Linked DNA regions of Homo sapiens: region 1 is linked to region 2. Evidence: chromatin contacts called from ENCODE Hi-C or POLR2A ChIA-PET data. All regions are on one chromosome and are shown on one strand. The core of a region is the stretch at or near the end of the contact, and the rest is flanking DNA. Distances in the headings are between cores, read along the strand shown. Region 1 has its middle 14 kb from the start of MRPL33. Region 2 holds the start of AGBL5 (AGBL carboxypeptidase 5).

Evidence for each region. Hi-C counts contacts between places; a loop is a spot of excess contacts on that map. ChIA-PET counts read pairs that join two places held with the same protein, here RNA polymerase II (POLR2A).
Region 1: a map of breast epithelium shows a loop between it and region 2 (23-fold over the local background). The contact joins the enhancer-like site here to the promoter of AGBL5 in region 2. A Hi-C loop is called at or near these places in 1 of 168 maps with a recorded cell type or tissue (breast epithelium). POLR2A ChIA-PET finds 5 or more read pairs at or near these places in 1 of 52 experiments (naive thymus-derived CD4-positive, alpha-beta T cell).

The regions. Positions count from the first base shown.
Region 1 is chr2:27,755,757-27,760,525 of GRCh38, reverse strand. No RefSeq gene overlaps it. Among named protein-coding and RNA genes, the nearest start is that of MRPL33, 14 kb to the left of the region's middle. Within about 2 kb of position 3,470, at least 9 of the 41 ENCODE cell types and tissues checked have a DNase peak (open chromatin) inside an H3K27ac peak, as active enhancers do.
Region 2 is chr2:27,048,897-27,053,729 of GRCh38, reverse strand. AGBL5 (AGBL carboxypeptidase 5) reads right to left here and starts at 2,062. Exons shown (of 15, transcript NM_021831.6): 1 at 1,937-2,062; 2 at 557-817; 3 at 157-328. The coding sequence starts at 771. TRY-GTA2-1 (tRNA-Tyr (anticodon GTA) 2-1) reads right to left here and starts at 2,948; the gene lies at 2,860-2,948. It overlaps TRA-AGC8-1 (tRNA-Ala (anticodon AGC) 8-1), which reads right to left and starts at 2,516; the gene lies at 2,444-2,516. AGBL5-AS1 (AGBL5 antisense RNA 1) reads left to right here and starts at 3,466. Exons shown (of 2, transcript NR_046730.1): 1 at 3,466-3,550; 2 at 3,726-4,047. RefSeq lists silencers at 1,562-1,611, 1,632-2,071, 2,475-2,769, 3,472-3,681 and enhancers at 1,808-2,307, 2,622-2,851, 3,022-3,311.

The DNA.
Region 1 (4,769 bases), core at 2,221-4,720, 710 kb before region 2:
TTGTGAGGGCTTCTATCCCAGAAATGAGAACAGGGAAGTGAAAACAAAAGGATGTCTATAGGTCTATTAGTGCCAAGGGACCATCTCCCTTTTCAAGATGGCAGCCTCCTGAACAATCTGGGTTCCAGCATGGCTGCCCTGATCCCCAGCTGCAGGTGGAAGGTCAGCAGTGCTATCCTCAGGGTGACACCCTCCATAGGGTCCTGGGACAACTTTACCCAAAAAGGAATAATCACACCAAATGCATATATGTGTCTCTTTGTGAAGCAAGAACTTTTGAAGAATTCAGATGGTTTTAACACAATATGGCATGCAGCTAGAAGAGGAAATCTGGGTTCTCATCAAGTATGATATTCATCCCAGTGAGCCATTTGAAATGAAGGAGGCAAAGTCTTTCAAAAGATGTCTTCTATGATTTGGAATAATTGGGTCCAGTTTAATTTGGTGCATGACGAAGTTAAAGAGCTACGTGATTGCTTCAAGTGTGTTTTGCAGTTCCCAGAGCCACTAATTAGCTCTATGACTTAAAGGTTAATGAGATAAAACATCTATAAATCAAGTTGATGGCTGATGCAAGAAGAATGCCCCCAACTCCTGCTCTACCATGCTAACACTATAATCTCATTTTTCAGGCTGTCCATTTGATTCAATTTGATTATGCATGAACATATACAAACAAATGTGTAATTAGAAGATTCATACTTAAATTATAAACCACCTTGCCTAGGCTCCTTTCTGAATGTGGTTATTCAAAACCAATAAGAAAATAAGTCAATCGTTCATTATTAACAGAATTAATCATATCAGAATTAACCGACTAGGTGAAAGGTTTAGGTGTGTGCCTTCCCACAAAGCAAAAATCTATATGTTGCATTCAAAATGTATGTTCCTTAAGACAAATTTTAGAAAATAAAATTATGGGCTGGGCACAGTGGCTCACGCCTGTAATCTCAGCACTTTGGGAGGCTAAGGTGGGCGGATCACTTGAGGTCAGGAGTTTAAGACCAGCCTAGCCAACATGGTGAAACCCCATCTCTACTGAAAATACCAAAACTAGCCGGGCATGGTGGCACATGCCTTTAATCCCAGCTGCTTGAGAGGCTGTGGCAGGAGAATTGCTTGAACCCAGGAGGCAGAGGTTGCAGTGAGCCAAGATGGTACCACTGCACTCCAGCCTAGGCAACAGAGCAAGACTCCATCTCAAAATAAATTAAAAAAAAGAAAAGAAAATTATGGTGGTTTGTTTGTTTTTTGTTTGAGACAAGGTCCCACTTTGCTGTCCAGGCTGGAGTGCAGTGGTGCCATCTTGGCACACTGCAGACCTGAACTCCTGGGCTCAAGCCATCCTCCTATCTCAGCCTCCCAAGGAGCTGGGACTGCAGGCATGTGCCACCACACCCAGCTAATTTTTAAAAAATTTTTTGTAGAGACAGGGCCTAACTATGTTAACCAGACTGGTCTTGAACTCCTGGGCTCAAGTGATCCTCCCAGCTTGGCCTCCCAAAGTGTTAAAATTACAGCCATGAGCCACACGGTGCCTGGCCATAGGTCTTATTTACTGAAATTATGGGGGAATTTGGGGTTTAGAGAACATTCTAGCGAACCTTTTGTATTTTTAAGGATTCTGTCCCCCTAAATTCTCTATTTGTGTATGTGAAGTTTTCAGCTGGTTATGAGCACAGGCTCCAAAGTCAGGGAAACCAGCTCGATACCGTGGCTCTATCACTTACTAGCTCTCTGTCCTTGGAGAAGTTGTTTTTGTTTTGTTTTGTTTTGTTTTGTTTTGTTCTGTTCTGCTTTGTTTTGAGATGCAGTCTCGCTCTGTCACCAGGCTGGAGTACAGCGGCACAATCCTGGCTCACTGCAACCTCTGCCTCTCTGATTCAAGCAATTCCCCTGCCTCAGCCTCCCGAGTAGCTGGGATTATAGGTGCGCGCCACCACACCCGGCTAATTTCTTTATTTTTAGTAGAGATGGGGTTTCCCCATGTTGACCAGGTTGCTCTCCATCTCTTGACCTCATGATCTGCTGGCTTCGGCCTCCCAAACTCCTGGGATTACCACGCCCTGCCTGGACAAGTTATTTAAACCTCTGTGCCTCAGAGAATCACTTGGTCCAGGGAGGCAGAGGTTGCAGTGAGCTGAGATCATGCCACTGCACTCCAGCCTGGGCAATGGAGCAAGACTCTGTCTCAAAAAAAAAAAAAACAAACAAGCAAACAAAAAAAACCTCTGTGCCTCAGTGTCTCTATCTATAAAATTGGGATAATAATAGATTCAGTCTCATAGGGTTCTTGTGAGGATGAAATATGATAATTCATTTAAGTCACCTAGTACAGGGCCTGGCACTTGATAAGTATTCAGTAAATTATGATGATTATGACTGATTTGGGGGTCTAACTATATTTGCACTTTCTTTATAAAGCCTTTTGAGTGAATATACAGTGTCGAAGTATGAATTTAGTATGACAAAGTTCTTTGCAACTTATGATGAAGGTATAGTTGTTCATTATTAAGCTAGTTTGAGTGCAATATTTAGCAATTTTCTTATTGTCAAGGACTTGATACGCCTTGTCTTTTTCCCCCTTATAGAATCTTTTTTTTTTTTTTTTTTTGGCTGGGTCTCACTCTGTTGCCCAGGCTGGAGTGCAGTGGTGCAATGATGGCTCACTGCATGCAGCCTCAATCTCCCTGGGCTCAGATGATCCTCCCACCTCAGCCTCCCAAGTAACCGGGACTACAGGCATGAAACACCACACCCAACTGTTGTTTTTTTTGTTTTTTTTTTTTTTTTGAGAGATAGGGTCTTACTATGTTGCCCAGGCTGGCCTTCAACTCCTAGCCTCAAGTGATCTGCCCACCTCGGCCTCCCAAACTGCTGGGATTACAAGAGTGAACCACTGCACCTGTCCCCGAATTTTTTTTTTTTAACTTAGAAGATTAAAAGAATTGTTGTGTTCTAGGCATCCAAATTCCTGGGAGATGGGAAAGTAGCCTAGAGTCCCATTTCCATTTGATGGATGGAGCCCTGAATAGAAATGGCATTCCCCAGAATAGAATGGCATATTTTGAGGCTTTGGCCCTACGGAGGAAGTTTCCAGATCTTCTGACACTCTCTGATCCTTCTGGCTGGATCCATTTCCTCCTGGAAGAGCACACAGAAAGTATGGTCTGGTGGGAGCACAGGCTCAGAACAACCATCCCACTCCTGGGTGCCCTCACTGCACACATTCCCAGCAGCCAAGGACATTCTCTTTGGCTTCAGGTTAAAGAGCAACACAAGTGGATAGTTGTGGGTAAATTCTAACACAAAGTATCAACCATTGGCTCTGGTGCTCTGAGAAAGAACCCCATTTAAATTATTAGGAGAGAGTCAAGAAGAGGAAGCTGAAACTCTGCAAAGAGCAGGGCCTGCAGCTGCAGCCCAAGTTGGCCCAGCTCTGTTGACCTTGGCTTTGTCTTTGAGGAACACACGCTTGTGTCTGCCTATTTCATCAGCTGTTCCCCGTCTGCCCTTCCCTTTCCCACCCTGGGAAGTGGTGAGGAGGGTTAAGTGACAGCCTGTGAGGCAACCACTCAAGCACAGGGGGAGTCTGAGGGAGGCTGTTTCACTCTTTCCAGCCAGGACCCACCCAACAGGCTCTCCTCAAATCGAAGTCCATGAAAGAAAAGTATTCATCTGCCCCAGGGTCTTCCCCACTGTCCTGACACTACATGGACTCTCTCCTATGTCCTCATGGCTATGTGTGGGGTGATGTGCAGCACCTCTGAACCTGTTTCGGCCAGGGCGGCCCCCAGAATCTCAGAATGTTAGAGTTGGAAGATCTCAGAGGGCATCTAAAGCAACATTCTCATTTTACACATGATAAAACTGAGGCCCAGAGAAGTAAAGTGACCTGCCGAAGGGCCCACAGCTAGACTGCATCAGCATGCTGAGACTACAGCCCGTGTCTCCTCACTCCTGCACAACAGAGAGCTAAAGGACCAGCATGTTCAGATGTGGCCACTCTTTGGGTAGAAGACAGCACCAGAGATGAGTGCTCAGTGTCTGTGAAGTCACAGGGGCTTGGCAATGGGAGGCTTAGGAGACTCTAAGGAGTTGAAATACATTTTGAACATGTGCAGAAGAGTCTTTCGATCCAAGTCTTGGAGGAAAGCAGGCCAATTTCAGGCTGAGATGGGACAGGTGCTGACTGTGGGGAGGGAGAGGGGCCCATGCTGGAGCAGTCCAGGAATCCTAATCCACGCCTGGGTGGTCCCCAGGCTTCCAAGCCCCCTGGGATCCTGGGAAGTTCCAAGACTGCTGAGGCAGGTCAGCAGGTTCCCGGTTGAACTCAATTACCAGGCCCACTTTGGGGTGCTCAGAATGGGTCAAGAAAGCAGCCATCAGCAGAAGGTGTTGACATGGGACTCCAGGGTACTAGGTTGAGACAATGTGTATTGATTTAAAAGGCACAGAAACCGTAACTGCACACAACTTTACACACATATTCTTATCAACATGTTGTTCCACTGATCATCTAAGGGGTGGTCAGCTTCCCTGGTCACTTGCAGCTGAGAAATGCAGCCTCGGTGACCTTCAACTGAGGAGGAGTCGACATTGGCTTCCGGTCTTCCCAGAGCCCTTGTTGTTTGTTTGTTTGTTTGTTTTGAGACGGAGTCTCGCTCTGTCACCCAGGCTGGAGTGCAATGGCGCGATCTCGGCTCACTGCAAGCTCCGCCTCCCGGGTTCACACCATTCTCCTGCCTCAGCCTCCCGAGTAGCTGGGA
Region 2 (4,833 bases), core at 813-3,312:
GGCTCATCTTGGACTCTAGCTAACACTGGAGAAAAAGCTGATACTTAAACCTGTTGTCCCACCTGCTTCATACTTGTATCAAGGAAAAAAAAACGCTTTACTTTCCTCTCTACTTTTAGCACCCAAGTCTTTCTTTCCTCCTCATGGAGAACTTACCTCAAAGGTGGGCCGGTCTCGAATGCGTTCCCAGCGTGGCCGGGTGGGCAGTGTGCGCACAAAGGGGGCCATGCCCTGGGAATACAGCTTGCTCTGCTTGTTCATGTTCATAATGTTGATCTTGATGAGTTTTCCTGGCATTCCTCCCCGGACGCTGAAGTAGAACCATGACCTGAGGACCAGAGTAAGAGAGAGGTCATTACGTGTGGAAGGGTTGGAGATATGGTCTGTGGGAGAGCCGGAGCCAGCCAAACTGGGAAAGGGCTATTTGGCAAGGAGAAAGGAGGGACGATGGGTCAGAAATGGACAGGGAGTATGCTGGGTATGAACAGATAAGTCAGAGGGCTAACTGAAGCATGGGTTTGGAGCCTTTTTCCACCCTCCATTTCGTTCCATATACCTGTTCCCATTCTCAAATTCCGTTTCAGCACAGTCTGGTCGGGTCCACACGTTGAATTCATAGTCAGGGGAAGAGGCAATGCCACTGGTCAGGGCTGACGCCCCACCTCCTACCCCTTCCCCATCACTGGACAAAGATTCCACCTTCTCCACGTGGGCTAGATTCCCTGAATCAAAGCGAGAACTGAACAGCAATCCCCCACAGCGCAGCTCCATGGTGGGGCTGGGAAAGCATCCTCCTGCCCCGCTCTGGCCCTGAGAGCTGGGGGAAAACAAGGGTTAGGTTAAGGAGGAAAGGGAAGACAAATCGAAGAGTTTTCTGGGTATCTCTTGATAAATAAGAGCTATTCTTAGGGAGTGCCCTATGAAACAAAAGGCTGTCTCCCTCTTAGAAAACATAGAAGTGGTCTTCCAGCAAAGGCCAAGAGAAAGCAGCATTCTGTACCCCAACACTAAGGGTTGTAAATGACCTAAAGGGACCCCATTTTACTTTAGCTTGGCTGTTCCCAAATAAAACTCAGTGGCTTAACTATGTTGAAAAACACTAAACTCTCAGCTGCTTTGCAGCCCAAAGATTAGAGAATATAATCAGAGAGGTCAGATTTTCCAAACCTAGCCAAGATACACTCACCACCATACATGGCCACCTTTAGAGATGGGCCGTTCTGGATCTCTGGCTCTGCACTCTCCAGCACAGAGCAGAGAGAGGAATCGAGGTTCTGAGTGTAAATGGGTAGTCCTCTCTCCAGCCTCTGTCCTCACAAGTACTGAGCGGACATTCTGGTGTTGCTCCCCTGAGCCCTGGAAGGGCTGGTTCTTCCTTTTTTGTTCCTACCTTATGCCTAGTATGGAGAAAAACTATAACAGTGGTGCCTCTGCCAAGCCAAAGGCTACTGGGCTCACCTAGCGACTGGAGCTCCCTTCCAGCCAGGGCATGGGTCTGTTTCCATCCCCCTCCGCCCCGTAAGCACTGCACCCTGAGAAAGCTACCCTAGTAGCTGTGGATGAGTAATGGGTGTTCTCAGCACCCCTAAAAGAGGTGGGCTGCTAGAGTCCCACTCGGGGGAAGGAGGCTGGCTTCTCCACCCTCGACTCGCGGGGAACCGTCACACCGAGCGGGCTTGCCCTGGGCAGGGTGGGACTGGGAGGCATGGAAGGGGTCGAGACGGGCTCCCGCGGCAGGGGATTAGGCAGGGAGGGCCTAGGAGTCAGAGGTGAGGCCACGGAGCTGGGCGGGGTCGGGACCGCGTAAGCCAGGTCGGGAGCGGGGTGCGGGGTGGCCTTCGAGGGGCTCGGGCTCAAGGGGCTGAGAGAAGGGGGCGGGGCCGGGGCTGGCGGGGCCGGGGCTGGCGGGGCCCGTAGTCCGCGCAGAGCCCCTCACCTCTCTCCGGGCCGGTGATCCCGCTCCCTCTCCCGCTAGCGAGGCCGCACCTTGGGCCCCGGCACCCGGGCCCTCCACCCGGGCCCCCAAAAACACCCGAGCGCCGCGGTGCCGGGACCCCGCTCTGCCAGGAAACAAGAAGTCTCTCGCCTATTGGCCGTGGCTGCAGCTGGCGACCCGCCCAGTAAAGCTCGCTACCATTGGTCAGCTCTCAGGGTTCCTCGCACGTTAGTGGGTACCTGAGCGAGTGTCGTTCGGGGACGATGGCGGGCAGGAGCGGCCGGAGGGTTCTAGCAGCGTCTTCCGGAAGACGGTTAACGGCCTGCCTGCCGGGAGGCGGGAAAGATAAAGCGGCAGAAACTGGGACTCAACTGCGAAATAAAAAGACATCGTGTGAAACTCCTTATCGCTTAACAGTCTTGTGTCTCTAAAATGAAACACGTAGCCCACTGCGCCGGGAATCCCTCCCGTTTTGTGTTCTGTAGTGTGACGGACGCAAAAGCTGAGTGGAGGATGCGGGCATCGATCCCGCTACCTCTCGCATGCTAAGCGAGCGCTCTACCATTTGAGCTAATCCCCCGCCTGCTGCTTAGTTCTTTCCCTTTGCCTTACAGGTTCACTGCACTGTTCACTGACCAGTGGATCAACCACAGTTCAGGACATTTATTTAGCAGAGTACAATACAGTGGCATCCATGTGCAAGATTCTAAAAATCAAGCATATAATCGTGTGCTTAAGCAGAAAACATTCTAAAACACGTTACCACATGTACATTGAACGCAGAAAGAGCGTTACCGTATACTACATACTACGGTGTTCCCTATGGACTGACGGCAGTACGAATGCTAAGTCACAGGAGGCCTCCAAGCCTTTCCCCTTATGGGATAATTGAATTAAATTGAGGTTAAAAATTACAGACGAAGTCCTTCGAGCCGGAATCGAACCAGCGACCTAAGGATTGCCACGCCCTATCCACTACAGTCCTCCGCTCTACCAACTGAGCTATCGAAGGCTCCGCTGCGATAAGATGCTGCTGATAGCCCTCTAATGCTTACCGCAACCTCATCCAGCCATGACCCCCGCTTTCTCCAGCTGAAGGAACCTGCCAGGGCAGGAGACCCATGGGACCTCACAGAGCTGAGAAAGCCGGAGACCCAAAGGCAAGGAAAAGAAGCTGCCCAAAGTCCGGGTTCTCAGGCCAGAACGGAGGCCACACCGGCCCTGAGCTTCCCGGCTTTTTAACAAAATGTTCCCAACACCCCGCGGTGGTTTCTCCTGGACCGCGAACGCCGAGCCCGCCGCCGCCTCCTGGAGCTCCGGGGCAGCGCTTGTGCCGCGGTACCTGCACTCACAGGGGCTTTGCGACCGCGACGCGCAAACCCTGCTCGAGAGCCGATGGGCCACTTTGGCTGCTCCTGCTCCACATTTCCCTTGGCTTCTCCGGACGTGCTCTCCTGACGCGAACGACATTCGCTCGGCCAATTAACTCAGGTTTTGTCAGGCTCTATTCGTCCTGACCAGTGCAAGAGAGACGGCGACCGCGGGGTGCTGCAGGCTTCGGCGCGGCGCATTATCGGGCTGTGCCGAACCCCCCGGGCCGCCCTGGGATCGCGGGCCTGGCGGCGTGGCCCGAGGGCTCGGGGAGAGGGCTACGCGCCAGGAGAGGGCGGCGGGGCTGCAGTACAGGCTTTCCTGCCCTCGGAAGCGCTCGCAAGCCTGGGGGATTCCCCTGCGGTAGACCTGGGATGGTGGGCGGCGCGCGGCCGGGTAGGTCCCTGCAGCCTCCGAGGCCCACGTGAGGTCGGGGTCGGGGCGGCTGTACAGTGCCCAGCACAGGCCACTGGCCTCCCTTGTGGGTCTTTGCACAGGTCCGCTTACTCTCGGAAATCTTGGGTTCCCCAGGGCCGGGGAAGGGTCTTCTGCCTGGTCTGGGGCCCCTCCCCCGACACTGTGGATGTCTAGGTGTCCCGGGTGGGGTCAAGGAGTGACCCCACGGGTTCCCCCATCTTTGTCCCTATCCAGCTCACACCTTCGCCTGTCTTTTGCATGTGTTTTTTCCACAACCTTTTGTTCACCGGGTTTTTAACAACAGAAATAAACCTAACCCCCAACTCCTCTGTGAAGCCCTGCTTGGTCGTCCTGTGGGGTGGGTGTGCCGGAAGACCTGGCCTCAATTTCCAGCTCTGGGCCAACGTCCTGTGCTACCTTGAGCCAACATCGCCCGCGAATCCAGGTCTGGTGATGCTTTCTAGCCCCTTGCAGCTCCAACATTTGATGGGTTCTCTCGGGCTGAGCTTTAAATCCGAAGTTTCTAGATATAAAGTTGTGTCAACATTTAGATAGAAGAATATAGAAGATCTGCATAGCTTTTATTATTCAATATCAAAAAATCACATTCATGGCCAGGCGTGGTGGCTCACACCTGTAATCCCAGCACTTTGGAAGGCCGAGGTGGGCGGATCCCCGGAGTTCAAGAGTTGCAGACCAGCCTGGCCAACATGGTGAAACCTGTCTCTACTAACATACAAAAATAATTAGCAGAGGATGGTGGCGCGCGCCTGTAATCCCAGCTACTCCGGAGGCTGAGGTGGGAGAATCGCTTGAACTCGAGAGGCGGAGGTTGCAGTAAACCGAGATCGCGCCACTCCAGCCTAGGCAACAAGAGCGAAACTCCGTCTCAAAAAAAAAAAAAAAAAAAAAAGCAGCCGGGAGTGGTAGTGAGCTCCTACCACTCCGGTAATCCCCAGCAACTCGGGAGCCTGAGGCAGGAGAATCGCTTGAACTTGGGAGGCGGATTGCAGTGAGCCTAGAGTGCGCCACTGCACAACAGCCTGGGAGACAGAGAGAGACTCTGTCTCAAAGAAAAGGCCACACGCGGTGGCTCACGCCTGTAATCC